2 separate regions of the Homo sapiens genome follow, and region 2 is linked to region 1. A link is a loop called in an ENCODE intact Hi-C map of the cell type or tissue named here. Cell type or tissue: Caco-2. All regions are shown on one strand. Each heading gives the region's core, and the rest is flanking DNA. Links, peaks and the distances in the headings are about the cores only. Region 1 holds the start of LOC124900685 (a long non-coding RNA gene). Region 2 holds the start of LOC124900682 (a long non-coding RNA gene).

Region 1 (15,742 bases), core at 3,568-11,567:
TCCCTGCCACACTCCCTGTAGACCTGCCTGCTTTCCTCCCTCCATCTTTCCTCCCTCCATCCTCTCCGGCCTTTGTGGAGGAACCTGGTCTTCTTGCTGCCTTTCGTCTTGCTGCCCCAAAGTAAGCATTCACAACTGTTTTTTTTTTTGTTGTTGTTGTTCTGTTTTAAGGGGAAAGCAATCAGGGAAGACCAGCAACAAGAATAAAACCTGCAGAGACCCTGCCCCGGCAGCCTCTGCCTTCCAGTTCTGGATCCCGGCACCCCTGCTGAGATGGTCCCGCAACCCCCTTGACTTCCTCTCTCTAATTTCTGAGAGTAAAGCTCACCAAACCTTCTCCCAGCCCTGAAAAGTCTCAACTGTGAAAACTTGGCTGGGAAAGGACTTGGATACAAAGGGACTCTGTGTAGCCTTCCTTGGATCTTTGAAAAACAGCGACAACACTGCTGAACCAAACACCCTGAAACTAAGGACGCTTTCTGATAAGCTATTGAGATTCACTGGTCATTTCTGCTGTGCTGGACAGGAGCCCCGATGGAACGGGCCTTTCAGAAGCCAATAAAGACCCGTGGCATGGAACTCCTGGGACTTCCTCCATCCACATCTTAAGGAGCTGCCCTGTCCCCTGTCTTCCTGCCTGAATATGATGCCTCTCTGGCGTGAAAGCTGAGAATGAAGTGCAGGAGAGAACGTGTGTGTGTGTGTGTGTGTGTGTGTGTGTGTGTGTGTGTGTGTGTGTATACGTGACTGCTTCTTATAAACGCATAGAAATGAAACCTCAAGATAAATACATCTGGCTGGTACGATGGCTCGCGCCTGTAATCCCAGCGCTTTGGGAGGCCGAGGCAGGCAGATCACTTGAGGTCAGGAGTCTGAGGCCAGCCTGGCCAACATGATGAAATCTTATCTCTACTAAAAATATAAAACTTAGCTGGGCATGGTGGCAGGCCCCCTGTAATCCCAGCTACTTGGAGGCTGAAGCAGGAGAATTGCTTGAGCCAGGGAGGCAGAGGTTGCAGTGAGCCAAGATCACACCACTGCACTCCAGCCTGGGCAACAGAGCAAGACTCCGTCTCAAAAAAGAAAAAAGAAAAATAAATCTGCTGAAAAGTAGAATGCCATGTGTAGTGGGTTGTTCCCTAAACGTTCATGTTCACTCAGAACATCATATATGACCTTACTTGGCAGTAGGCTGTTTGCAGAAATAATCAGTTAATGCTTGAGATGAGATCACACTGGATTAGGGTGAATTCTACATCCAATGACTGGTGTCCTTATAAAAAAGAGGAAAGGACACAGAGCGACAAAGTCCACATGAAGACAGAGGTGGGCAGAGATTGGAGTTATCTGCCGCAAGCCAAGGTACGCCTGAGGTCTCCAGAAGCTAAAGGCTTCTAGAAGCTTCTAGAGTTCCTCTAGACACTGAGGCAAGAAAGAGGCAAGAGGTGGTTTTAGCTGAAGGTGTGGCTTCCAGCCTCAGCCTGCTCATACAGGAGGCTCTGGGCACTGCAGTATTGCCTTCTTTGAGGCTGGGGCTTTTATACGCCTTTATCAGTCAGTCACAGGCTGTGAGCCTCCCTGTCACAATCCCAGATGTAAGTAGAAGTCCTGCATGGGACTTTAGAGAAGCCCCTTAAAAGAATTGACTAGGTCTATCTCCTTGTTCTTTCCCCTCTCCTCCTCCCTGCAGCATGGATGCAGATCTGAGGACTGAAGCTCTAGCAGCCACCTTGGATCATAAGGTCACCTGGAGATAGAGGCCAAAAAGATAGGAGGACCTGGACTACCTAATTCGGCTTCTTTGACATGAGAATAAACCCTTGTCCAGCCGGGCGTGGTGGCTCACGCCTGTAATCCCAGAACTTTGGGAGGCCAAGGTGGGTGGATCACCTGCCTAGTTAGAAGTTTGAGACCAGCCTAGCCAACATGGTGAAACTCTGTCTCTAATAAAAATACAAAAATTATCTGGGTGTGGTGGCAGGCACCTGTAATCCCAGCTTCTAGGGAGGCTGAGGCAGGAAAATCGCTTGAACCGGGAGGTGGAGTTTGCAGTGAGCCGAGTTTGCACCGTTGCACTCCAGCCTGGGTGACAAAGCAAGACTCCATTTCAAAAAAAAAAAAAAACAACAACAAAAAAGGCTGGGCACAGTGGCTCACACCTGTAATCCCAGCACTTTGTGAGGCTGAGGATCACGAGTTCAGGAGATCGAGACCATCCTGGCTAACACCGTGAAACCCCATCTCTACTAAAAATACAAAAAATTAGCCAGGCGCGGTGGCGGGCGCCTGTAGTCCCAGCTACTTGGGAGGCTGAGGCAGGAGAATGGCGTGAACCCGGGAGGTGGAGCTTGCAGTGAGCTGAGATCGTGCCACTGCACTCCAGCCTGGGCGAAAGAGCGAGACTCCATCTCAAAAAAAAAAGAATAAACCCTTGTCTGTTTAAGTCACTTGTATTTTGTGTTTTCTGTTACGTGCAACCCAGTATAGGCTTGGTTTTTTTTTTTAAGGCCAAAAAAGGTGTGATTTGTAAATAAAATTATATACACTGTATACTCTCCAAATGATTACTTTCCTCCCTTAAAAAGGGAAGAATTATACCACTACACAGTATATCCACGTAACAAAACTGCACTTGTGCCCCCTAAATCTATAAAATTAGAAAAAGAAATATAATATGAAACACATACGTAATTTCAATTTTTTCAGAAGCCACATTTTTAAAAATACAGGTAAAAATTTTTTAAGATACCAATAATGGAAGAATTAGAACTTGGATAATAACTATATTATTTTTTGAAAATTCTACCAATGTGTCTGGTGTTTTAAATACAGAAACCACTTCATCCATGTATAAATTCACAGGAGCTGTGATTGCACTCATCTCAATGAGGCAGTAGGATCAGAGAAGGTTGCCTTGTGGGGCGGTGGTAAAGAATGTTGGCTCTCAAGTCACCTTGTCTTCATTCTTTGTTTTTTGTGTTTTTTTTTTTGTCTTGGTTCTAATCGCAGCTCCACCACTCCTTAGCTTAGGCAAGTTACTTATTCTTTCTGTGCCTCAGTTTCTTACTCTGTAACATAAGGATGATAACCATAGTAGCTACCCTTTTAAGGTACTGTTGGGAGGATTAAGGGTAATAATTCATATAAAGTACTTCCCACAGAGCCTGGAACATAATAAGCAATTAATAAAGTGTAGTCATTATAATGGCTCAGGATTAGAGTTGAGCCAGAATTTGAACTGAAATCTATCCAAGTCTGAGGCTGCTGCTCCTTTTGCGGTCTCAGTAGATGCATTATAATGACCCTTTCTATATGGGATGGAGTGTGCTGCCTGCTCCGTCTCCTCTGTTCCACCTCTCACCGCTGCTTGCTTGGTTAACACCTATTCATCTCCCAGGAGAGGGAAGACTTCTCGGAGCCCCAGGATTGGGTTAGATGCTCCTGGGCTGTGCTCCTGCAGCATCCTGAATGTACACTCCTGGTATGAATTATCACTCCACATTATAATTGCCTAATTGCTGGCTTGCGCTCCCCTCTATGCTGTAAGCCCTTGGACAGCAATGTTGTGTATTTTTCTTATATCAACAGTACTGGCTAGTGGCTCACAGTAATCCCAGTACTTTGGGATGCCGAAGCAGGAAGATTGCTTAAGCCCAGGAGTTCGAGACCAGCCTGGGCAACAAAGTGAGACGTCACTCATCTCTACCAAAAATGAAAAAAAAAAAAAAATTAGCTGGGTGTGGTGATGTGTGCCTGTGGTCCCAGCTACATGGGAGGCTGAAGTGGCAAGGTCACTCGAGCCTAGGAGGTTGAGGCTGCAGTGAGCCGTGTTCATGCCACTCCAGCCTGTGAAACAGAGCAAGATCCTGTCTCAGAAAAAAAAAATTACTGGCACATAATATTTACTATCTATGTATTGATTAAATTACTACTATAATCGGATTTTTTAAATCTGATAATACTTGAGCTGGAAGGGACCACTTAGACTTCTAGTGTTTCTACCAAGGTCACCTGGTGGGATTTTGGAAATGTGTGGAGGTGTTTTTGGCTTTCACAAGAATTGCGGGACAGTTCTGGTATTTGGAGGGCAGCTGGGTGCTAAGTGACCTGTAATGGTTAGGACAGTTCCATCTAACGTCCCACATACTTTTATTGTCTGCACAAACATTTACGTAGATCAAAAAGCTGTTAAAATTACTTCAGCCTAGACTCTAACTTTGATTTACGCTGTACAAAAGCAAATTATTTTTGTACAGTTTTAATATATCTGAATATTTCAGGAACGCAACTACTGTGTATATGAAGGTGAAATGACACTGTGTTTTATCCAGAATGCTCACTATCGTGGAAAAATCACATAGGCAATAGCACCAGGGCCCATGGTATCTGAATTCCCAGTACAATCTGCCTGTATCATCTGCATCTGTAGCCACTACATTCATGATCATTTTGTCTGTCAGCAATTTTTGCATCATAAGCCATTCCAAAGCAAAACAACAATCATTCTCTCCCATGCATCGGTGGGTTTGCTGGGGGTTGGCTGGTTTTGGCTGGGCTCAGCTGGGCAGTCCTGCCTCAAGTGTGGTTAGCTGGGCTTGGCCCCTTGCTTGTGATGGGTCCAGGTCTGTTCTAAGTGTCTCATTGTGGGACCCAGGCAGATGGGGCCGCAGATTCCTGGGAGAGGCTCTTCTCATGACAGTGGCAGAGGCACAAGAAAGCGAGCCTCCCTGCACCACACATTTCAAGCTTGCTTTCAGTCTTGTCTGCTGTTAGCCCAAGCGGCCAAAGCAGGCCCCATCGCCAAGCCCGAAGTCAACAGGTGGAAAAGTAAAAGCACACGCCTGCCATGGAGGCGGAGGGAAGAGAGTAAATATGTTTGAGCAAAAATCTAACCTACCTCGGTGATTTGACCTGATTATCTTAATTTAGCCCTGATCTCAAAATGTCATATACAGGCCGGGTGCAGTGGCTCATGCCTGTAACCCCAGCACTTTGGGAGGCCGAGGCGGGAGGATCATGACGTCAGGAGATCGAGACCATCCTGGCTAACACGGTGAAACCCCTTCTCTACTAAAAATATATATATAAAAAAAAATTAGCCGGGCATTGTGGCGGGCACCTGTAGTCCCAGCTACTCGGGAGTCTGAGGCAGGAGAATGGCGTGAACCCAGGAGGCGGAGCTTGCAGTGAGCCGAGATCGCACCACTGCACTCCAGCCTGGGCGACAGAGCGAGACTCCTTCTCAAAAAAAAAAAAAAAAAAAGTCATATACAAAGAGAAAAAAAAAACCATTTTGCCTTACATATCTCCAGTACTAATGCACTCTGATAAGAAAGTCCATGCCTCTGATGATTTCATTATAACTTAACCACGTGGTCATGACTATTTACATACAAAATACATATAGTCACGTGTCACCTAATAACAGGACTACATGCGGAGAAATGCATTACTAGGCGATTTCATCACTGTGTGAACATCGTAGAATGGACTTACACAAACCTCAGTGGTATAGCCTACTACACACCTAGGCTACAGGCGATAGCCTCTTGCTCCTAGACTACAAACCTGTGCAGCGTGTTACTGTACTGAATATTAAAGGCAACTGGAACCCAGTGGGAAGTATTTGTGTATCTAGGCATATCTAAACATAGAAAAGGCAAAGTAAAAAGTGCCGTAAAAAAGATAAAAAATGCTACACCAGTCTAGGCACTTACCACAAATGGAGCTTGCAGGACTGGAAGTTGCTCTGGGCGAGTGAGTGAGTGAGTGACTGGTGAGTGAATGTGAAGGCCAAGGACGTTACTGTACACTACTGCAGACTTTGTAAATGCTGTACACTTAGGCTATACCAAATTTTACTTTTTAAAAAGTAATTGCATCCCAGCACTTTGGGAGGCTGAGGCGGGAGGACTGCTTTGAGCCCAGGTGTTCAAGGCCAGCCTGGGCAATATGGCGAGACTTCATCTCCACTAAGATTTTTTTTAAAAATTAGCTGGGCATGCCGGCAGGCACTTGTAGTCCCACTGTGGGGGCGGTGGGGTGGGATTGGGGGGTAATGGGGAGGAGGGGTGGGATGAGGTGGGAAGATTGCTTTAGCTCAGGAGGTCAAGGTTGCAGTGAGCTGTGATTGCACCACTGCACCTCAGCCTAAGTGATAGAGCGAGATCTTGTCTCAAAAAAAATGGAAAATAGAAATTGCACCGCAACAGCGCAATGGCTACAATGTCACTAGAGATTTTTCAGCTCTGTAATCTTATGGGGCCACCATCGTATATATGGTCAGTCACTGAGTAAAACATCATTATGCAGTTCATGACTATATTTTATTATAAATAACTGTCCTTTTATTTTTAATATATGTATTTTATTGGAAATTAGGTGTTTAGATAAATTGTATAATTTATTAATTTCATTTCAAGAAAGTCAAGAGGTTTGCCAAGTATTTTTATGAAAAGGGGGCTGTGAAACCATACGTGTGAGACTCGCAGAGGTAATCCAACAGAGTTCAGCATAGCAAGGGGCAGGAGAGCTGAGCCAGAGGGCCTCCCTTGGAGTCCTGCCCTCCCGTTTACAAAGTATGTCACTTCAGGCAAGGTGTTTCATATCCCTGAGGCTTTCTCAAGTGTGCTATGTGGTAATAATATAAAACTCTTCCTGGCTGCAATAAGAATTAAATAAGATCACATGTGTGACATTCAGGACGCTGGCAGGACACAGATGACACATTCAAGTGGGTTAATGGAGGGGCATTTCATAGAGGGACAATTTGCCAGGTTGTGGGCCAAGTTAAAATAAACCACTCAAGAGAACATGCATTATCTTAAGGCTAGGCTATTACAGCAGAGAGCCATTTCTACCCCTAGGTCTACAAGGTCAAAGTGACATGGAAGTTTCTGGAACTTTCATAGAACCCAAAAAGAATAAGTATATGGAAAACGCAGGTCTACAACAGCTGTGGCCTTCGGTAGAGGGCTTCAGCCAACCACGACAAGCCCACCGGGCAGAAGCTGGCGAGATAAATGCTTCAATCTCACTCTCCTCCTTCAGCTTACACATCTTTCTTCTGTGTGTCTCCTATTGGCAAAGAGCAACCAGAAGTGAGAGGTGTCCATAAAAGTGCCATCCATGAAAGTCAGCCTCCCAGAGCACAAGGCAGGAGGGAAGGGTGGAGAGTAGATCTGGAGGAGAAAACAGGAGATGTCCAGTGTAGCATGGACAACAGTTAGCACCCAGTAAAGTGAGATATACCAAGATACGGCCAGGAGTGGTGGCTCACACCTGTAATCCCAGCACTTTGGGAGGCCGAGACGGGTGGATCACAAGGTCAGGAGATTGAGACCATCCTGGCTAACACGGTGAAACCCCGTCTCTACTAAAAAATAGAAAACATTAGCCGGGCGTGGTGGTGGGCGCCTGTAGTCCCAGCTACTCGGGAGTCTGAGGCAGGAGAATGGCGTGAACCCAGGAGGAAGAGCTTGCAGTGAGCCGAGATCATGCCACTGCACTCCAGCCTGGGTGACAGAGCGAGACTCCGTCTCAAAAAAAAAAAAAAAAAAAAAAGATATACCAAGATACGTGTGGTAGCACTGTGAAATAAATAAGCAAGCACACACACAGACATGTACACAGATGATACATATGCATGCACAGGAAATTTAAATAACCTGCCCCAAATTATAAGGAGAACAGCCACTAGAATTGAGTTAATCTCTTCATTCAAAGTCAAAGATTTTTCCACTTCATTCCTGTAAGGATTACATTAAACTTCTGCATAACCATGACAACTTGTCCCGAGCCTCAGACTTTTGAAACTTAAAGGTAATAACATTTGTCCTCAAGACATATTAAGGGGATACTGTCCCACTGAAGGAGCAGGACTTTAGCCAGAAATTCAGGGAATGAAGCATTTCCAACTCCTCACAGACAACATGGATAGCAAGTGTAGCTAGATGATAAATTGCTTAGAAGTCATACTAGTGCAGTTACTTCCCTGGTTTAAACAAGTACTTGGGTTTAAATGCAGTTCCTGGTTACCTTTAAGTACTGCAATTTAAAACAAACACTTGAAGGCTACAGTAGCTTTCTAGATTGTTCCCAAAGCCACACTGAGATCAAAGGCAGTGTTGTTCTCCCAGACTGGCGTTCAGGCAGAAGCACCTGGTTAAACCAGTTCCATCGGCTATGGGATCGGCCCAGCCCAAGATGTTTATACAACTTTCTGACTCTTGGGGGAAGGCAAGTCTACTTGATTTTTCTGCTGCTTCTGTGAGTCTCAGAAGTTTCCGAAGCTTTACCTGTCAGGTAGGAATTGTGTAACCAGAGCTTCTGGGGCAGGCAGCGTTCTGGGAGTCAAAGGAAAAATAAACACATCTCTTCGCTTATAGAGATTAGCGGCTTCTTTTTGATATCACATGCTTTCAATTTCCAGATCTTAAAAAACCCACAAGACAACATGCAAGAGCACCAGCTACTGACTGCCAGGTTAGCATTTCACCCGCTAGACCCAGGCGCCAGGATTCTGAACAAATACATTTGGAAATGCCACTTGGTCTATCCTGGAGTCAGCTTTGGATAAGTCTCTAACTAGGGACCTCAGGTGCCTTTTCCTGTCAAGCCCAGAGTAACCCCTTATATGCCATGGAACAGAAAACTTTAATAGCTTTATGATTCCAAATTTGTCACCGTGCTCCAAGAAAGATGTCATAAAATCTAGAAATTTGCATGCACACATATTCACTTTATGCAATAATCCAAACCCATAAACATGGGTGCATGCCTTATTTCGTCATCTAAAACCAAAGATCCAAAAGTGCCGTGAACACACAGACTCTGCTCAGTGGAGATGAAGACCGCTCATGCCACATTTTTCACAAAACAACCCTCATTTAATCCTTGGTACAAACGTCACGAGCTATTTGCTCATGTCTTTTATACGTGGAGAAAGAGCAGATTTGGGAGATTGCAAGATCTGCTCAAAGACATGAAACTAACAAAGGGCAGAACCAAGATTTAAACTCAGGTCCCTATCCCAAAACCCAAACTCAAAACAGAATGGTACATACTTTCTATCCACTTACTGAAGATAGACAACATTTAGAACATAAAGTAAGTAAGTTTACAGTATTTTTAAGTGACAAAAGTTAAATCGATTGTCATTGCTTAGTGGTAGAATAAAAACTTTAAAGCTTAAGGATTTATTTTCTTGAAGAACTCTTTATATGGCTTCTGAAGTAGGTTAAAAATTAGTAAACAAAATGATGCTGATTAATAATGCAGTTTGCTTAGATAAATGCATTTTTATTATATATTTTTAATGTTCAAGCAATAGGCTCACAATATTTAGGAATCTTCTTATGAGGAACACTGGGTAAAAGCAAAATAGCTCACATTAGTGAATGAGAACTCACAGATTAGAAGTCAAATACCACCTCGTTGCGTGTTATGTATTTTGTTCCCTGGAGATTTTTTCCTTAATTAGTATCAATCATGACAATATTCTTTTGATATTGTGAAAAGATTAGTACGTTTGCTTGATGAAAATCAAAAGAGCATGGTACTGGCATAAAAACAGATGCACAGACCAATGAAACCGGATAGAGAGCCCAGAGAGAAAGCCACACATTTGTGGTCAATGGATTTTTGGCAAAGATGCCAGGAACACACTGTAGGAAAAGGACAGTCTCTTCGATAAATGGCACTGGGAAAACTGGATATCCAATGAAGAAGAATGAAAGTAGACTCTCATCTCACACTATATGCCAAAAAAAACAACTCCAAATGGAGAAAGACTTAAAATACAAGTTCTGAAACTATAAAACTACAGAAGGAAAACATAAGGGAAAAGTTCCATGACACTAGTCAAGGCAATAAGTTTTTGGGTGTGACCCCAAACACACAGGCGACAAAAGCAAAAATAGATAAAAAGGATTCCATCAAACTAAAAAGCTTTTCAGAGCAAAGGAAACAATCAACAGAGCGAAGAGACAACCTGCAGAATGGGAGAATATATTTACAAGCAATTCATCTGATAAGGTATGAATAGCCAAAATATATCAGGAACTCAAATAACTCAATAACAAGTAAACAATCTGATTTTAAAATGGCAAAGGATCTGAATCGACATTTCTGAAAAGAAGACATACGTGGCCAATAGGTGTATGAAAAAATGCTCAACATGACTAATCAACAGAGAAATGCAAATTAGAACCACAAGTGATGGAAAGATGTGGGGAAAAGGGAACCCACGTACACCGTTGGTGAGAATGTAAATTAGTACAGCCACTATGGAAAACAGTATAGGAATTCCTCCAAAACTTAAAAATAGAACTACCATATGATCTAGCAATCCCACTGCTGGGCATATATCTAAAGGAAATGAAATCAGTATGTCAAAGAGATATCTGCACTCCCATGTTAATTGCAGCACTATTCATAATAGCCAAGGTATGGAATCAGCCCGTGTGTCCATCAGTGGAAGATGAATAAAGAAAATGTGGCATAATACACAGTGGAATGCCATTCAGTCTCAAGAAAGAAGAAAATCCTGTCATTTGTGATGTGAGTGAACCTGGAGAACATCATGTTAACTGAAATATGTCAGGCACAAAAAGACAAATACAGCATAATACCACTATATGTGGAATGTAAAAAAATAATTGATCTCATAAAAATGAAGAGAAAAACAGTAGTTAGCAGTGGCTGCGGGTGGGAGGATTGGGGAGATGTTGGTCAAAGGACACAAAATTTCAGTTAGATGGAATAAGTTCAAAAGATCTACTGCACATCTTGTAACTGCAGTTTATATACTATCTTGTTTGGTTTTTGTTTGTTTGTTTCTTTTATTCTGTTTTGAAACAGGGTCTTGCTCTGTCACCCAGGCTGGAGTACGGTGGTGTGATCCTAGCCCACTGCAGCCCCGACCTCCTTGACTCAAGTGATCCTCCCACCTCAGCCTCCTGAGTAGCTGGGACTGTAGGCATGTGCCACTGCGCGCAGCTAACTTTTGTATTTTAAAAAATGTTTTGGAGACGAGGTTTCACCATGTTCCCCAGGCTGGTCTCAAACTCCTGGGCTCAAGCTATCTGCCCATCTGGACTCTTAAAGTGCTAGAATTACAGGTACAAGCCACTACACCCAGCAATACTGTATTGTATCCTTGAAAATTGCTCAGCCAGGCACAGTGGCTCACACCTATGATCCCAGCACTTTGGGAGGCTGGGGTGGGAGGATTACTTGAAGCCAGCAGTTCAAGACCAGTCTGAACAACATAGCAATATCCCATCTTTATTTCTAAAAAGTTAAAAATTAGCTGGGCATGGTGACGTGCACCTGTAGTCGCAGGTACCCAGGAGGCTGAAGTAAAAGTATCCCTTGATCCCAGAAGGTCAAGTTTGTAGTGAACCAGGATCTCACCACTGCACTCCAGCCTGGGCTACAGAGTGAGACCCTGTCTTTGAAAAAAAAAAAAAGAAAAGATGAAAAAGAATATTGCTAAGGGAGTAGATATTAAGTGTTCTCACCAGATACACACACACACACACACACACACACACACACACAAAAGTGAGCTAATGCATATGGTAAAAGCTTAGTGGCTGGGCGCGGTGGCTTATGCCTGTAATCCCAGCACTTTGGGAGGCCAAGGCGGGTGGATCACCTGAGGTCAGGACCAGCCTGACCAATATGCCAAAACCCCATCTCTACTAAAAACACAAAAATTAGCCGGGTGTGGTGGTGCGCACCTGTAATCCCAGCTACTCAGGAGGCTGAAGCAGGAGAATTGTTTGAACCCAGGAGGCAGAGGTTGCAGTGAGCCAAGATCACGCCACTGTACTCTAGCCTGGGCTACAGAGCAAGACTCCATCTCAATAAATAAATAAATAAATAAATAAAACATTTAGCCATTTCACAACATGTACATATACCAAAACATCATATTGTACACCATAAGTATATACAATTTTAACTTGTCAATTAAAAAGAGAAAATCAAAACACCATCATCATTTAAAAAGAGCTGAATAAAAACTCATTGGTGAAGCTGGGACAAGAATTAAGTTTTCAAAGAAGTGCAGGAAAGATCTAACAGTACTACACGGACAAGAATATTTTATGATTGTGAACAGAGTTCCTGCTGCCACAGCTCTCTGGATCCTTTGGGACTTCTTCTCTACCATGATGAATTATTCAATCAAAATTAAAGATCTCTTATCTAACTCCTGATGTAAAGGCGATATTAAGTTTATAGCACCATCAATGAAATACTTTGCCAGAAATATTTAACCTGTACCTATTTAAGCTTTTAGATATCACTTCCAGTTTATAGACTATAGATTACAGGATCAAGTTGAACATCAAGAGGAGATACTTATACAAATCCAGAACCAAGAATATTCCAAATGTTAATGTCAGAGGAAAGCAAAGGAACTGTTCTAGATTAAAAGATAAAACAAGGCCGGGCCCGGTGGCTCATGCCTGTAATCTCAGCACTTTGGAAGGCTGAGGTGGGTGGATCATTTGAGTTCAGGAGTTCGAGACCAGCCTGGCCAACATGGTGAAACCCTATCTCTACTAAAAACACAAAAAAAATTAGCCGGACCTGGTGGCACGTGCCTGTAATCCCAGCTATTCGGCAGGCTGAGGCATGAGAATCGCTTGAACCCAGGAGGCTTGAACCTGGGAGATAGAGGTTGCAGTGAGCTGAGATCACGCCACTGCTCTCCAGCTTCAGCGACAGAGCGAGACTCCATCTCAAAAATAAGAAAAAAAGAAAAAGATAAAATAAAATGCAATGTATAAAACTTCATTGGATCCCAACACACACACACACACACACACAAAAATCTAGCTGTAAAATATATATTTGGTGAATAATTGAAGAAATTTTAATATGGTCTATATAGTGGAGTGGGAATTTTTTGTTAATTTTCTTTTTTTTTTTCTGCTTTTTTTTTTAGACGGAGTCTTGCTCTGTCGCCAGGCTGGAGTGCAGTGGCAGGATCTCTGCTCACTGCAACCTCCGCCTCCCAGGTTCAAGCGATTCTCCTGCCTCAACCTCCAGGGTAGCTGGGACTATAGGCCAGTGCCACCATGCCCAGCTAATTTTTGTATTTTTAGTAGAGACGAGGTTTCACCATGTTGGCCAGGATGGTCTCAATCTCTTGACCTCGTGATCCACCTGCCTCAGCCTTCTGAAGTGCTGGGATTACAGGCGTGAGCCACTGCGTCCAGCGTGTTAATTTTCTTAGTAGAGATGATGTTGTAGTAAGTGGAGAATGACATTCTCTTTCTCTTCCAACATGGCCTTTCCATGAGACTAATTTGGACTTCCTCATAGCACAGTGGGCTCTAGGTAACTAGACTTCACACATGGCTGCTGACTTCCCAGGGTGACAATGGAGGCTCCGTGGTTTCTTAAAGGGTAAGGTTAAAGCAAGCTGCAAGGCCAGCCCAAGTAGAAGGGGAGTGGAGGTAGATCCCACTTCATGATGAATGGAACAACTCATGCTTACAAAAAGGGAAGGAATTGATAGTGGCCATCTTTGGAGACTATCCACTCCCCAGCCCCAAGGACCTGATTAAACATATCAAGAGGTGGAATGAAAGCTTTGCCCTCCACAATACATGAGAAATCCAGACACTGAAAATATGTTTCTATTATAAATAAGAAAAATGTAGAGAGTTCACATTAAAAACAGTCAACAAGCATTTGGTGTATAGAACATTTAAGTTCTTTTCCTTGTATGCAAGGAATTTATCATCTAAGAAGCAAAGGTAGAAATATGCAGGTATAAAACATGTAAGAGCAAGGATTAGGATATTATTCCCTAGAAAATATCTGACTTTAGAGCTATTACCATTTTCAGCTTCCTCTCCCTCACTTTGAACAGTATTTGAAGAGTGAATCCCAGAAATGAAGCTGTATTTTATTGATTTTTGCTCTCCTACCAATGTTTTGAGAATCCGGCACACAATGAGCACCCAATGTTTGTTGAATTCAATGAGTGAATTGTATCTATCATACAAACTGTTATCCATTCAGGACTGAGAATTTTAGGAAATACACAAGGGCTGCAGCAAATTAATATATCTGTCATAATTGAGAAATGAGCTGTTCTGGTTCACAACTCTGTAGAATAGAACCATGAGCCTGGTCATAAGAAAGAACTTGATCTCAGTAGTCAAAATAGGTACTGCAGATCCAGGTTGAAAAGTTCCTACACTTAAGTAAAAGCTTCTCACACTCACTTTAGGAAGGGTTTATAGGTGGGTTGAAGACTCAATAGTTTCAAGATCCTTATCCTATCTCAATCTTCCACTGGGGATATGACTAAGAAGGGGTACTGGCTAATGCATACATAGGTGCTTACAACCTTTATATAATACTTTGGGTGGTGTTATGGCTGAATCATGTCCTCCCCAAATTCATATTTTGAAGCCCTAATCCCCAGTGTGACAGTAATTGGAGATAGGGCCTTTAAAATTAAAGGAGGTCATAAGGGTGGAGCCCTAATTCAATATGACTGGGGTCCTTATAAGAAGAGAAAGAGACAGCAGGGATGTGCATGCAGAGAAAAGACCCCCTGAGGATACGTACAGACGGCAGCTGTCTCCAAGTCCAATTCTACCAACACCTTGATCTTGGACTTCCAGCCTCCAGAACCATGAGAAAATAAATTTCTGTTGTTTAAGCCATGCAGGCTGTGGTATTTTGTTATGGCAGTCCTCACAACCTAATAAAGGTGGCAAACAAAACATTCAGGTAAATGTACTCTCTCATATTATACAAGCTTTTTTAAACAGTAAAATAATTGAAACTTGGAAAATAACAGAATATAAAAACATTTACCTACCACTCAGATTTTAACAAATGTGGACATCTTGTCATATTTGCTTCAGATATTTTTTTAACTTTAAGAAATAAATTTGTTTTTGTTTTTTTTTGAGATGGAGTCTCGCTCTGTTGCCCAGGCTGGAGTGCAGTGGTGCAATCTTGGCTCATTGCCATCTCCACCTCCCAGTTCAAGTGATTCTCCTGTCTTAGCATCCCGAGTATCTGGGATTACAGGCATATGCCACCACACCTGGCCAATTTTTGTATTTTAAGTAGAAACAGGTTTTCACCATGTTGACCAAGCTGGACATTTGTGGGTTTTTTGTTTTGTTTTGTTTTGTTTTTGAGAAGGGGACTTCCTGTGTCACCCAGGCTGGAGTTCAGTGGCACAATTACAGCTCACTGAAACCTCTGCCTCTGCCTCCCAGGCTCAGACGATTCTCCCATATCAGCCTCCTGAGTAGCTCAGGCCACAGGTGCATGCCACCATGCCCAGCTAATTTTTTGTATTTTTGGTAGAAACGGGGTTTCATCATGTTGTCCAGGCTGGTCTTGAACTCCTGGGCTCAAGAGATCTGCCCGCCTCCCTCCCAAAGTGCTGGGATTACAGGCATGAGCCACTGCATATAGCCCAGAAATAAAATTTTATGCTTTTATACTTAAAACTTTATATTTTGGTACCCTTTGGGTCTGCTTCCATACTGTCCTAGCCCAGAGGTAACCACAATTCTGAAGAAGGAGACCATTCCTGTCCACATATTCATATACTTACATATATGCCTATGTCAAAAAGCAACATATAGTACTGCTTTGTATTTACAAAAAGGATACGGTTAAATACTTGTGCAAATTTTTCCTTCAACACTGTGTTGAGGTTTATGTACACAATTTGATACATGTAGCTATA
Region 2 (15,742 bases), core at 4,988-12,987, 700 kb after region 1:
AACATTATGTCATCAGTTAGTGGACCAGTGTGCTATTCTGCAGCACCTCCAGCTGGTCCATGTCTCTTCAGATTATGTTATGACAGAGGACAGCAGAGTTAACATAGCTCTGGGACAAAGCTGTAAAGGAACATTGTTGTGCATTCCAAAGAAACATGGATCATTTCTGATTCTATTTTGTATAGGAACAGAGAAAGAATGGATTTGCCAAATCATTGGTCACATATCATGTACCTGAGTCCTTGCTTATCTGTTCTAACAAAGATATATCTGGAACAGAAACTGTAATTGGAGATACTGTTAAAATAATAGGTCAGGTCTGTGATAATCCACTGCCATTCTCCATGATCTGCCTGAATTTTGCAGAGGCCAGATGTTTATTCTAAATGGAGATATAATGGGAACCACAGCCTATTTGTCTTTTAGGTCTTTAAGGAGGCAAGCATTTTAATCTTTTTTCCCAAGATGCTTTATCATGGTAAAGTATACACAAATAATAAAATGACCATTTTAACCATTTTTAGGTGTACAGTTCAGTGGCATCGAGTACATTCACATTGTTGTGTAACCATCACCACCATCCATCTCCAAAACTTTTTCACTCTTCCCAAACTGAAAATCTGTGCCCATTAAATAGTAATGCCCCATTCCCCCTTTCTCCTCAGCCCCTGCCAACCACCATTCTACTTTCTGCCTATGAATTTGACTACTTTAAGTAGTTCAATGAAGTGAGCTCATACAATATTTGTTCTTTTGTGTGTAGTTTATTTCACTCACCATAATGTTTTCAGGATTCATGTATGTTGTAGCACAAGCTTAATCAACCTGCAGTCCCTGGCCCACATGAGGCCCAGGACAGCTTTGAATGCGGCCCAATACAAATTCGTAAACTTTCTTAAAACATTACGAGATTTGTGCATGAACCTTTTTTTTTTTTTTTCCAGCTCACCAGCTATCGTTAGTGTTAGTGCATTTTATGTGAGTCCCAAGGCAATTCTTCTTCTTCCAATGCAGCCCAGGAAAGCCAAAAGATTGGACACTCCTGTTGCAGCATGTGTCAGAATTTCATTCCTAAGGCTAAATAATATTCCATTTATTCATATATGACATTTGGTTTATTCATTCACCTGCTAATGGACATTTTGATTGTTTCCACCTTTTGGCTGCTGTAAATAATGCTGCTATAAACATTCTTGTACAAATATCTGTTTTTTGAGTCCTTGCTTTCAATTATCTTGCATATATACCCAAACATAGAATTTCTGGATCACATGGTGCTATGGTTTGAATGCCTCCTCCAAAATTCATGTTGAAATTTAATTGCCATTGTAACAGTATTTGGAGGTGGAGCATTTAAGAGGTGTTTAGGTCACGAGGGCATTACTCTCATGAATAAACTAATGCTGTTATTGCCAAAGTGAGTTATTGTGGGAGTTCAGCCTCTTTTTCTCTCTGTCTCATGCCCTTGCTTCTGCCTTTAGTCTTCCAACTGACCCTTGCCAGATGATGATGCCATGTTCTTCAACTTTCCAGCCTCCAAAACTGTAAGTCAAATAAACTTCTGTTCTTTGTAAATTACCCAATCTGTGATATTCTGTTCTAGCAGCAGAAAATGGACTAAGACATAAGGTAATTCTATTTTTAATATTTGAGGAATCTCTATACTTTATATATTTCCACAGTGGCCAGACCAATTTACATTGCCCCCAGCAATGCACAGGTTTCCAATTTCTCTACACCCCTCACAACAGTTGCTGATTTCTTTCTTAAAAGAATAATAGGCATCCTAATGGGTGTGAAGTGGTTTCTCATTGTGGTTTTGATTTGCATTTCCCTACTGATTAGTGATGTTGAGCATCTTTTTATGTATTTATGGGCCGTTTGGATATCTTCTCTGCAGAAATGTTTGTTCAAGTCCTTTGTTCATTTTTAAATCAGGTTTTTTGTTATTTTGTTGCTGAATTGTAGGGGTTCCCTATATATTCTGGATATTAATCCCCTATCAGAACTATGATTTGTGAATATTTACTCCCATTCTGTAGGCTGCCTTTTTACTCTGTTGAGAATGTCTTTTGATGAAGACATTCTCATGAAGTACAGTTTGGGAAGTTTACAGACATTATTCCTTGAAATATTCTCACTTCCCTTTTCTTGCTCTCTTCTCCTTCTAGAACTCCCATAATGTGTATATTGGTCCACTTGATGGTGTGGCAGGCAGACCAGGTTTCCATCAGCAGCAAGAAGAGTAAGTTTCCACTAACCCTTTACTAGAGTTTTGATGAATGCATAAATTAAACATTAAAGAACTAGAGAAACTGGTGCCTCAGTATGAGGCTGGAATGAGAAAACAAACCCATTAAGACCCTGCCTGGGTTTTCTCAGACCCTAAATAATAATAATAGCATTCTTACACATACATCTCACATCAGGACTCACTTAAAATTAAGAAACTTTCCAAGACTCTAGAGAAAGCTTTCCAGACCCGAGACCCTAAAGATTAGATATAGATTGAATGAAACACTCCTGTTTGTAGGCGCAATTCCACACATAGTATGGAGGAAGTTAATATTAAGATAAGTTAATGTTTAACTTGTGCACTCATCAAAATTATAGTAAAGGTTGCTAATGGAAACCTAGCTCACCACAATCCCCACTGTCAATTTTTACATGATTTCTATCATGTTAGTTAATTTTCCCAAGCACTGATTTGTTAAAAGATTAGTACAAGAGTACAAACTATGATGTGGCAAACTAAGAGGAAGTGAGCAATGTATTCTCTCTGGCTACTTCCTGCTGGAGAGGGTCATCGTCAGGGGGCACTGGAATGGAAGTTGTTTATTTGGCATTGGTAATGTTCTCAACTTTGGGGACTCAAAGGCAGTGCTTGTTGAAACATGATCTTATGAGCTCAAGGAATGTTTGGGAACAGCATACAACAATAATATAGTCCACAGCATAGTGTTATACTTACGCCCAGGAGGATAGCTAAGACAACAACAATTTTCTGCCACAGGAAGGTGGCCCATCAAAGCAAGGTGCTGTCAATTCATGGAGAGACAGTGCAGGACTAGAGATTGCCTTGATCTGTTGGTGCATATCCTTTAAAGCTAAACCAATGTTTCCTGAGTTATCAGGAACATACATACAACATTCAGTTTTAACTGCAGCTCAAGGAGGAATCGGTGATCATTTAAAGTTTTCTTTATAGGCCATTCTGAAATATTTTTTCTAGTTACCCCAGTCATCTGCAACCTTGTCCATTGTTTAAGATCTATAAAGAAACCTAATCTTTTCATTGTATAGGGGAGGCCCACCAAAGCAGTGCCTTGGTGATAGAGAGGGGTAATAGACCACAGACCCAGCACGAGTCTTGTTGTAATCTATCTGCATAATCTTGTGCCCATTTGATATGGTTTGGCTCAATGCCCTCACCCAAATCTCATCTCCAGTTGAAATCACCATGTGTCGAGAGAGGGACCTGATGGGAGGTGATTAGATGATGGGGGTGATTTTCTCCATGCTGTTCTCATGATGGTGAGTGAGTTCTCACAGGAGCTGATGGTTTTAAAGTGTGGGAATTGCTTGCTCTCTTTCTCCTGCCACCTTGTGAAGAACACGCTTGCTTGCCCTTCACCTTCTGCCATGATTGTAAGTTTCCCGAGGCCTCCCCAGCCATACAGAACTGTGAGTCAATTAAACATCTTTCCTTTTACCTAGTCTCAGGTAGTATCTTTAAAGCAGTGTGAATCTGAACTAATACACCATCATAGGAAAAGGTTAGGAGTATAGAAAGAAACAACAAAAGATGTAGTAAGAAAAAATATTATTTAAAAAATCCTATCTTTTTTGTACAGAAATCTTAGGACTTTGAGGGGTTCTGCCTCCTATTTGGCTATCTTGGGGACCTCTGTTATGAACATTTATTTTGGCAGGAACTTTTTTACAATGTGTAGTGGATCCATGGCTTGATGCCCGCCAGTTTCAGTGCTGAAATTGGCAGTTAGCAGCACCAGTAGGGCCCTTTCCATTTCTCCTGTAGCTGCTGAGTTGGGCCCGTTCCCATCTACTCTTTAGCAGTACTTGATCACGGGACTGGAAAGAGTGGCGTGGCTCTGCTGAGTTCACAATGCTGTTGTTGAAAGCAAGCTTATGCAAAACGTTACGAATTTGTCCCAAGTGAGTAACACAATGTTTAATAGTTGACTTCTTATTAAGGGGCACCCTAGTAACCCAAAAGGGTCTCTCATGTATCATTTCACAGGACTTAACCTAATCCCACATCTGGGGAGGTCATTCTTACCCAGAGCAATGCAATGCCAAGTACCTGAATTCATTTTGGTTGAGTTTCCTGGCACAGTTTGGCAATAACTGTTTTTAGTGCTGGATTTTCCTTTCAGTCTGTCCAGAAGACTGTGGTCTCCATGCTGAGTATAGTCTGCAATTTATTCCAAGTGCCTTGTTTACCTGGAACAACTGCAGGCTCTTGTAAGGGCAATCAGTTCTGCCTTCTGTGCAGAGGTTCCTAGTGGTAAAGTCCTGGCTTCTGTGACCTCTGAAAACGTTACCATTACATATATAGCATTTCTTTTTCTGTCGGTTACCAGGCTGCTCCCATCCATGAACAATGTCCAGTATGCATATGGCAGGGCTGTGTCCTTTAAATTAGGGTGACTGGAAAACACCTTAGTCAATAATTGGTAAACATTATGCATAAGTTCTTTTGGCTCTTCGGTAGAGGGAAGTAAAGTAGCTGGGTTCAAGGCTCTGGTAACCTGCACTTTTACTGTGGGTTCATCTAGGAGTGTGGCCTGGTATTTGCTCAATCTGCCCACTGTCAGCCAGTAGCCTCCCTTTTGTTCTAGTAACACTAGTACTTGGTGAGGCACGTAGACAGTAACAGGCTGTCCCAAAGTCAACTTTTCAGCCTCCTTTAATAGTAGGCAGGTGGCAGTGACCGCCCTTGAACAGGAGACAGCCTTTGGCCACATTATCCAGTTGTTTAGGAAAGTAAGCCTAGTGGCTGCAAGATTTCTCCTAATTTCTGTGTTAAGGATCCCCAGTGCTAGACCCAGTCTCTCATGCATGTACAATTGAAAAGGCTTATGAGGATTTGGGAGCCCCAGGAATAGGGTGGAGGTTAACTTACATTTCAGTTGTCCAAATGAGTGCTGGTGTTTTGCTCCCAATCGAAGGCATCATTGTTAGGTCCCTTAACAGACTGTATAGCGGCTTCATTGGTAGTTCATAGTTAGGAATCCAGATCTAACAAAACCCTGCCTTGCCTAGAAATCCTCTCAACTACCTTCTGGTAGTGGGTGCTGCAATGGAAGCGATTGCATTTTGTCTTTCCACTATTAGAGCTCTAGCTCCCTCCTGCAAGAGAAAATCTAAGTATGCCACAGTTTGTTGGCATATCTAAGCTTTTTTACTTGAAACCTTATACCCACGGGTGGCTAGGTGGTTAAGAGTTTTAATGGTGTTATTCTGACATTCCCATTCAGAGAGGCTAGGTATTAGTAAATCACCCACATATTGTAACAATACCCCATTTTCCAATTTTAAACTCTTTAAATTTCAAGCCAAGGCTTCCCCAAATATATGTGGAGAGTTTTTAAATCCTAGTGGGAGTGCAGTCCAATGATACTGAAACCACGTTGCGGCTTCAAGATCTATCCATTCAAAGGCAAACAACAGTTGACTTTCTGTGTCTATGGGTATGCAAAAGAAAGCATCTTTTAAATCCAATACTGTCAGCCATTTATAATCTCCAGGAAGAGAAATGAACTTAGTATATGGGTTAGCTACAGTGGGATGTATGTCCTCTACAATATCCCAATTAGGGTCCCTGTGGGGAATTGCCGCCCCCGGATCTGTGTTGTCTGAATTTTCATGATGAAGTCATTGCGCCTCTTCCTTCACTTTATTGAAAACCAGCTGCCGCTCATCTGCAGTGAGCATAATGCTTAGGAGAGCCTGCACATCTGCCCAGGTGGGCACTGTGTAGCAAATACAGTGGTATTATAGGCCCAATAATGTTGGCTGGAGCTCCTTGCTAATTGACTCCTACTGAATATTGTTACAGTGGGAACTTCCCTGCTCCAGACTCAGTGACTCCCTGGCCAAAATTAGTACCTTGCCTAGTCCTAGAGGGAGACAGTAGCCCTGCTGCCTTCCTGTACTCTATGGGTAGCATTCCCTCTCTTTCCTGAGCTGCGGCAGTAGCCACTATGGGGTTTAGGGTATTCATTAACTATTCATTAAATTGGGTTTCAAAGGCTTTCTCTTCCTCCCCTTGTGAGTCAGGACAGACTTGGCAGTGCATTGCCAAGTTAGCTTATTTCCTTTTTCCTTAGCAACATTAATGCCCAGATGTAAGGTATTTCACCTCATTTACCTGACCTCTGGTAGAACAATTCTAATTGATAAATGGTATGAAAATTTAAAGATCCAAAAACTGGCTACCATTTCTCAGACCCCAAAACATACATTGGCCAAGATGTGTTACAACAGAAGATTAACTCTTCTTGTCATTAGCAGATAACCAACGTGCTTCCAATCTGACAAAGCTTTTCCCAGAGGACTATTTGTAGGGATAGATGCCCTGTTGCCCATACTGACTACTCTAAACTTAATATCAGACCAACAGAACAAATGAATTTTCACAAACAAATGCAAATAGGTCCTCTAACTTTGTAAAGTGGGTGTATTAATCAGGGTTCTCTAGAGGGACAGAACTCATGGAATATATAAACGGGAGTTTATTAAGTATTAACTCACACGATCACAAGATCCCACAATAGGCCGTCTGCAGGCTGAGGAGCAAGGAGAGCCAGTCCGAGTTCCAAAACTGAAGAACTTAAAGTCCAATGTTCAAGGGCAGGAAGGATCCAGCACAGGACAAAGATGTAGGCTGGGAGGCTAGGCCAGTTTCTCTTTTCACTTTTTTCTGCCTGCTTGTATTCTAGCCACGCTGGCAGCTGTTTAGATTGTGCCCACCCAGATTAAGGGTGGGTCTGCCTTTCCCAGCCCACTGACTCAAATGCTAATCTCCTTTGGCAACATCCTCATAGACACACACAGAATCAATACTTTGTATCGTTCAATCCAATCAAGTTGATACTCAGTATTAACCGTGACCGGGTATACAAAGGAGTCCTATTGTTTCCTCAACAGTACTGAAAAAAATGGCTACATGAGCTCTAATAGAGAAAACAATAGACCCCCAGCTTTCCATCAGGTTTTACTTAACCCTTTGAGCAGCTCCATTCCCAGCCTCTGTTGTTCCCCAGTAATAGAGAGACAGGGGGTCTTTGCATCCGGGAAGGTCCTTGGGAGACTCCCCAGGACAAACCGTACCTGGCAGCTGTTGGGAGTCTCCCGATGACTGTCGACTTAGAAGCCACTGGCCACTGAGCACAGATCCATCCCTGAGGAGTCACCAGAATTGTTCCTGGACAGAACAAGGTCTGGCTGCTCATTTCTGTGATCCAATAACAAGATGCAGACAGACTGGGAAAGAAGGGAGTTTATTTCTGCAACCGGTTACAGAGAGAAGGTCGAAGTAACTCACCATACCAACTCAAAGTTACAAGTTTTTTGCTAGTGCTGACATACATTTTAAGCTCCATGCTACATGTAGAATTGCATCTACAAGCAGGAGTGTTTCATTCACTCTATATCTAATCTTTAACTAGGGTCTAGGGTCTGGAAAGCTTTCTCTGGAGTCTTGGAAAGTTTCTTAATCAGTTTTTTTAAATTTATTTTTTATTTTTATTTTCTTGAGATGGCGTTATGCTCTTGTCTCTCAGACTAGAGTGCAATGGTGCGATCTCAGCTCACCGCAACCTCTGCCTCCCGGGTTCAAGTGATTCTCCTGCCTCAGCCTCTCAAGTAGCTGGGATTACAGGTACGTGCCACTGAGAGGTGACAACGTGCTAGCAGCCCTCACTTGCTCTCGGTGCCTCCTTGGCCTCGGCGTCCCTCCTGGCCGTGCTTGAGGAGCCTTTCAGCCCGCCACTGCACTGTGGTAGCCCCATTCTGGGCTTCGCCAAGGCCGGAGCCGGCTCCCTCTGCTTGGAGTAGGTGTGGAGGTAGAGGTGCGGGCGGGAACAGGGGCTGCGCACAGGGCTCGGAGGCCAGCGCGAGTTCCTGGTAGGTGCGGACTCGGCATGCCCCATACTTGGAGCAGCCAGCTGGCGTCGCTGGCCCCGGGCAGTGAGGGGCTAAGCACCTGGGCCAGTACCTGCGGAGGGTGTGCCAGGTACCCCAGCACTGCCAGCCCTCCCAAGCCACGCTTGAATTTTCACCAGGGCTCAGGACCTAGGCGAAGCCAGCTGGGCTCCTGGGACTTGGAGAACTTTTATGTCTAGCTGGAGGATTGTATTTGCACCAATCAGCACTCTGAGTCTAGCTTGGGGTTTGTGGATGCACCAATCACTACTCTGTATCTAGCAGGGACTTGGAGAACTTTTATGTCTAGCTAGAGGATTGTAAATGCACCAATCAGCACTCAGTGTCTAGCTCAGGGATTGTAAATGCACCAATCAGAACTCTGTCAAAAATGGACCAATCAGCTCTCTGTAAAACAGACCAATCAGCTCTCTGTGAAATGGACCAATCAGCAGGATGTGAGTGGTGGTGGGGGATTGGGGGTGGTCAGATAAGGGAATAAAAGCAGACTGCCCAAGCTAGCAGTGGCAAACCGGTTGGGTCCTTTTGCACTCCGTGGAAGCTTTGTTCTTTAGCCCTTTGCGATAAATCTTGCTGCTCCTCACTTTTTGGGTCCGTGCTGCCTTTATGAGCTGTAACACTCACTGCGAGGGGACGCAGCTTCACACCTGAAGCCAGCGAGACCACGAACCCACCAGAAGGAATGAACAACTGCTGACGGTCCACCTTTAAGAGCTGTAACACTTACCGCAAAGGTCTGCAGCTTCATTCCTGAAGTCAGCAAGACCATGAACCCACCGGAAGGAAGAAACTCCAGACACATCTGAACATCTGAAAGAACAAACTCTGGACACACCATCTTTAAGAGCTGTAATACTCACCCTGAAGGTCTGCGGCTTTATTCTTGAAGGCAGCGAGACCAAGAACCCACTCATTCCGGACACACCACAACACTTGGCTAATTTTTGTATTTTTGGTAGAGATGGGGTTTCTCTACTACAGCGGGGCTGGTCTTGAATTCCTGACCTCAGGTGATCTGCCTGCCCGCCTTGGCCTTCCAACGTGCTAGGACTACGGGTGTGAGCCACCACGCCCAGCTGAAAGTTTCTTAATCTTAAGTGAGCCCTGGTATGAGGTGTAGGTGTAAGAATGCTTTTATTGTTCGATCAGACTTTAGGGTTTGAGAAAACCCAGGCGGGATCTTAATGGGTTTGTTTTCTCATTCCAGCCCTCATACTCAGGCACCGGTTTCTCCAGTTCTCTAATGTTTAACTTATGACTTCATAATTATAGTAAAGGGTTAGTGGAAACTGTTCTGGTTGCTAATGGAAACCTGGCCTGCTACAATGGTGTCCCATAAGTCTCTTAGGATCTGTTTACTTTTCTTAAATTGTTTTTCTATTTCTCAGATTCAAAAATTTCCATTATTTTGCCTTCAAATTTGTTAATTCATTCTTCTACTTGCTCAAATCTCCCTTTGAATACTTCCAGTGAAGTTTTCATTTTAGTTACTGCGTTTTTCAGCTCCAGACTTTGTTTTAGGTTTCTTTTTAGCTCTTCTACCTTTTTATTGGTATTTCCGTTTTGACTTTCTTCATCTTTTTTTAGTTCTTTTGGCATCTTTAAGACAGTTTAGTAGATCCGCCATCAAGTCTGTTTCAGGGACAGTTTCTGTTTACTGTTTTTCCTTTGACTAGGCCATATTTTCCTGTTTCCTTATATGCTTTATGATTTTTTTTTGTCATTGAAAAGCAAACATTTGAATACAATAATGTGATAACTCTGGAAATAAGATTCTCCTTCTTCCCAAGGTTTGCTGGTTTTGTTATTGTTTTTCTTTATTTATTTTTAATTGTTGTAGTTTGTCTCTGGGCCAAGAGCCAGACTGACGTGTAAACTTAAGGTCTTCTCAGGTTTTTTTCTGGGCCTTACTCTGGTCATGTTTAGTCACTTTATAAGTTTTCCTATATGTGTTGTTTTTAATGTCATTGTTTTTTATCTCTGGGTCCAGAAAAGAGAAAAAGAAAAAATGAAGCAGGGAGCGAAAGGTGCTGGCTTTTTAAATCCCGCAAAGTCACTTGAGCTGGAGGAGTTTGCAACAACTGAGGGTAGGTGCAACAATAATGGCCACTCACCCCTTTGTATCTCTCTGATCTTTTGTGTTCAGAAGTGACATTCAGGGCCAGGCGTGGTGGCTGACGCATGTAATCCTGGCACTTTCTAGACGTATCACTTGAGGCCAGCAGTTCAAGACCAGCCTGGGCCAACATGGTGAAACCCCATCTCTACTAAAAATACAAAAATCAGCCAGGTGTGGTGGCAGGTGCCTGTAATCCCAGGTACTCGGGAGGCTGAGGCAGGAGAATTGCTTGAACCCAGGAGGCAGAGGCTGCAGTGAGTTGAGATTGCACCAATGCACTCCAGCCTGGATGAGAGAGTGAGACTCTGTAAAAAAAAAAAAAAAATTCAGCGATCAAGCACAGAGTACTAATATTTGAAGGACAGAGTCCTTTTTGCTCAACCCCCCAAAATGTTTGTAAGCTGCTTCAGGAACCTATGCACTGCTGCCTGCCTTGTAGATGTGTGGTGAGGGATGGGTAGTTGCTACTATGCTAAGTGCTGAAATTGACAGAAATTAACCACAACTTATATTCCAAACCTTCCTCTAGAAGTTGCAAGCCTTCTATAGACTCCAGAAGGAGTTAAGTAAGACAGATTCTGCCAGTATTACCTGCATGGAGAGACAGATTATTCCTGCTTCCTGCTCCACCATTTTCCCCAACCTGACCTCCTAGAGTTTTCAATATCTATTTTAACCTAATCTATGTCCATCCTCAAATAACATTATACTGCTCCAGGTGTAGTGTAGGTAACTTACAACAGAATAACTCCACTTCCTCCCATCCCTCATTACATTGGTGCCATTCATTTCACTTGTCTCTATGCTCTAATCTCCCAAGACATTGTTACTCTTACTTTAAACAGTTATCTGTCAGATCAATTAAGAATGAAAAAAATAAAAGATTTTATTTTACCTTCATTTATTCCTTCAATGCTCTCCCTTTATGTAGGTCTAAGTTTCTGACTTAAATAATTTCTTTTTCCTTGAAGAACTTATTTTAATATTTTTTGCATGCAGTTCTGCTTGCCATGAATTCTCTCATTTTTTGTTGACTAAAAATTTACTTCTCTTTCACTTTTAAAGGATAATTTTTCTGTACCTAAAATTATAGCTTGATGCATTTTAAATAGTTTACTCCATTCTTTTCTTGCTTGGTTGGTTTCTTTTTTTTTTTTCTTTTCTTTTCTTTCTTTTTTTTTTTTTTTCCAGATAGAAACTGGGTCTTGCTATGTTGCCCAAGCTGCTCTTGAACTACCGTGGAGGGCCCAAGTGGTCCCCAACCCTCGGCCTCCAAAAGTGCTGGAATTATAGGCATGAGTCACTATGCCTGGCAGTTTTCTGATGAGAAGTCCACTGTGATTATTATCATTGTTTCTATGTAGGTAAAAAAAATTTTTCTTTCACTTCTTTAAATATTTTCTCTTTATCTTTGCTTTGTTGCAGTTTGAGTATGATATGCCTAGTTGTATGCATATCCTGTTTGCATATCCTGTTGCATAGTTGTATGCAAATATCCTTTTGGTATTTATCCTGTTTGATCCATCCTCAGCTTCCTGGATTGTGGTTGTATGTCTGTCATTAATTTTGAAAATTTTTTTACCATTATTATTTCAAATATTTCTTCTGATCTTTTTTGTCTGTCTTCTTCTTCTGGTACGAATTACACATAGTTACACTTTTGAAATGTCCCAAAGTTCTTGTATGTTCTGTTCTGGTCTCAATTATTTTTTCTGTTTGCATATCAGTTTGGGAAGTTTCTGTTGAACTATTTTCAAGCTCATGGTTTCTTTCCTTGGTCATGTCCAATCTATTAATGAGCCCATCACAGGCAATCTTCATTTATGTTATAATATTTTTTATTCCTAGGATTTCTTTTTTATTTTTTCATCTATCTTATATTACCTATTTGCTCTTGCATGCTGTCTACTTTTTTCATCAGAGTCCTTTACACATTAATCATAGTTATTTTAAATTTCCTGTCTGATAACTCCAAAATCTATGTCGTATCTCAGCCTGATTCGAATGCTTGCTTTGTCTCTTCAGACTATGTTTTCTCTTGTCTTTTAGTATGCCTTGCAATTTTCTGTTGAAATCTACTGTGATGCATTGGGTAATAGGAACCGAAGTAAATAGGCATTTAGTGTGAGGTTTTATGTTAATCTGGCTAGAAGTTGAACTGTGTTTAATGTTTGCTATAGCTAGAGGGGCTAGAGGTTTCAAATTCCATTAGTGTTCTCTAGTCTCCCCTGTTGACTTTGGGATTCTCTAAGAATGAAGCATTAGTTAGAGTCTGTGTCTTGGACCTTTTCCAGCTGTAATCCACTGCTGTTATACTAGAGTTATGTTGGTGTGGTAGAAAGGAGTGGGAAGGGAAAGTGTTTTGTAATTTTTTTTTTTTTTTTTGAGACAGGGTCTCACTGTCACCCAGGCTGGAGTGCCGCGGTGCAATCTCAGCTGACTGCATCCTCTGCATCCCAGGCTTAAGCAATTCTCCTGCCTCAGTGCTCACACCCACCCCTGCTTCTCTGCTGAGTAGCTGGAACTATAGGCGCCTGCCACCATGCTGGCTAATTTTTGTATTTTTCATAGAGATAGGGTTTCACCATGTTGCCCAGGCTGCTCTTGAACTCCTGGGCTCAAGTGATCTGCCCACCTTGGCTTTCCAAAGTGCTGGAATTACAGGTGTGAGGCACTGTGCCTGGCCTCTTTTGTAATCCTGTAATTAAATCTTAGTCTTTTAATAGGCCTATGTCCCTGAGCTGTGACCTTCATGAATGTTTGTTAGCTTTTTAAAATTTCCTTAGGTAGACAATAAGGCTAGTGGGCTGGGTGCAGGTGAAATGCCCATTTCCAAGTTGGGATAAGGCTCCCATAAAGTCTTTTCCCTGAAAAGTAGGACTTCTATATGGACAATGTTCTGGGCATGCTTTACAATGGTTACTCTTCTCTTTCTCTGCCTGAGCCACGGGGACATCTTTCTTAGCTTTTCATTGTGCAAACTGAGTGGGTTTCTGGAGGAAAACCCATTAAAGTCTGGGGGTCTCCCTAACATCAAAATACCCAGGAGTTTCTCATCATCGACAGTTCATACTCAGACTCTAGAAATTTGTCAAAGTAACCACTTAAGTGTTTCTACCAATTTATGGTTCTGGTTGCTTCTGCTCAAAGTAAGCAGACCTCTGCTGTGACTCTTTGAACTTGCACATCTCTTCAGATTTCAGCATGGCAATTTACCCTGCAACCTGGTTCTCTAATGGCTCTAAGAAAAGCCATTGGTTTTCAGTTTGTTCAGCTATTCTTCTTGTAAGAAAGGGAGCAGTAACTTCCAAGCTCTTTACACGCCAGAGCTGAAACTGATAATTCCACCCTGGGCTGTTTTTTGTTTAGTATCTTGGCTGAGTTTTCAGGGGATGGGAAGTGTGTGCAACTTCCTAAACTTCCACTTGGAATTCCCCAGTATGATAGCTCTTACCCCTTACAGATCCAGAATTTAATATGGGGGTCGCACAAACTACTAATGATGTTTATTCTATGTGTATGTTTGTATACTGGGGGCATAGCAAGTAGTTTGAGAACGCTGTAGACTTACCATGAGCTGGACCTGGGCCAGACATCCAGTCTCGATTTCCATATATCTCCATGCTAAGAAAGGGCCAATAATGAAACTCTGAGTCTCTTGGTATCAATGTCATTTTACACACTGTGTCCATGATGTCCTTGAAATCGTTAGATATTCCCTTTTCTCCAGTGTATGGCCACCTAAGTAAATGGCTATAGATCACTTGAGGGAAGGACTTGGGGAATTATTACTGTGTACACTTGTGCTGGTGCTGCAGAGTTCTTTCTTCTAGGGACATGCCCTCTCCCTCCAATTAAATATATTCTAGGTCCAAAAACTGGTTCAAGTCCAGAAACTGGGCAAGTGATCATGACTTTGTATCAGAGCATCAGCCTTTAACCTCTTGATCATCCATTGTTGGCTTAATTTGGTTGTTCAGATTGAAGACTTTCTTTGATGGTTGCCCATTTCTTTTGCTCCAGATGGCTTATTTGTCATCTCCAAAACATCTGTGGGTAAAGCCCCCTGGACTGCCGCTCTTGCCTTGCAGTGTCCATTTGGCTGTTGAAGTTTGAGTGCCATCATGTCACTTCAGTGTTACAAGGTTCCATCATCTCTACTGTTCTCAGTGAACCCAGTTCTGAAATGGTATCTTCTGTCTTCACCCTGGACTACAGGGAGAACCACTGCTGAGTCTTAGAGTGATGCTGATTCCTCTCTAACCAGATAATGCCTTATTGATTTGGTAAGTGGTGTATACTCTGAACTTTCCTTTGAAATATATTCATCTGTTGGGTTTTCCATTTTTATATAAGTATATTCACTCTAGCAAGCTCACTTCTTTGAGCCATTTAGTCCCTCCTTACAATGTAAACCAAAGCAGTTTTGGCATCTCTATGTAACCAGGTGTACTGTGAGCCATTGATTTCTCTGTGCTTCTAGATGACATCCTAAGTGTGTTCACACTATCACCCAGGATCCTTGCATGAGTGTTAAATCTTGTATGCTAGGAGAGTATTACCAACTTGATAAATTCTCCCTTATCTAACTGTATGCTCCACCTCCCCACCCTGACATTCATAACCTTCAGAATTCGGTCCTTGGCCAGACGTGGTGGCTCACGCCTGTAATCTCAGCACTTTGGGAGGCTGAGGCGGGCAGATCACCTGAGGTTGGGAGTTCAAGACCAGCCTGACCAACATGGAGAAACCCCATCTCTACTAAAAATACAAAATTAGCTGGGCGTGGTGGCACATGCCTGTAATCCCAGCTACTCAGGAGGCTGAGGCAGGAGAATCACTTGAATCCAGGAGGTGGAGGTTGCAGTGAGCCAAGATCACGCCATTGCACTCCAGTCTGGGCAACAAGAGCGAAACTCTGTCTCAAAAAAAAAAAAAAAAAAAAGAATTTGGTCCTGTGCCAACTCCTCTGGTTCCTGCTGGTACCTGTTGGCTGGGTCCTACAGCTTCTTTGAGTAGGATTGTATGCCAATATTATGTGTCCTCTGATGTATTAGTCTGTTCCCACGCTGCTAATAAAGACATACCCAAGACTTGGTAATTTATAAAGGAAAGAGGTTTAATGGACTCACAGTTCCACATGGCTGGGGAGGCCTCACAATCATGGCAGAAGGCAAAGGAGGAGCAAAGGCACATCTTACATGGTGGCAGGCAAGAGAGCATGTGCAGGGGACTCCCCTTTATAAAACCATCAGATCTCCTGAGACTTACTCACTATCAGTAGAACAGAATGGGAAAGACTCATCCCCATGATTCAATTACCCCCCGACCAGGTTTCTCCCAAGACACATGGAAATTATGGGAACACCAATTCAAGATGAGATTTGGGTTAGGACACAGCCACACCGTATCAGATGTTCTTGGAATATCATA

What was found. Hi-C counts contacts between places; a loop is a spot of excess contacts. Peaks named below come from ENCODE experiments on the same cell type or tissue, not always from the same donor. Only the 100,000 strongest peaks of a DNase experiment are listed, where the experiment ranks them.
Region 2: a loop joins it to region 1, with 10 times the contacts of the local background. A loop is called at or near these places in 1 of 110 quality-filtered maps.

The regions. Positions count from the first base shown.
Region 1 is chr4:25,292,491-25,308,232 of GRCh38, reverse strand. LOC124900685 (a long non-coding RNA gene) reads right to left here and starts at 14,953. Exons shown (of 2, transcript XR_007058088.1): 1 at 14,599-14,953; 2 at 6,308-7,077. In Caco-2, for the core only: no CTCF peak of the experiment used is centred there; a DNase peak (open chromatin) is centred at 8,222; H3K4me3 peaks cover 518 bases.
Region 2 is chr4:24,591,847-24,607,588 of GRCh38, reverse strand. LOC124900682 (a long non-coding RNA gene) reads left to right here and starts at 14,075. Exons shown (of 2, transcript XR_007058078.1): 1 at 14,075-14,595. RefSeq lists an enhancer at 8,752-9,951. In Caco-2, for the core only: no CTCF peak of the experiment used is centred there; a DNase peak (open chromatin) is centred at 9,268.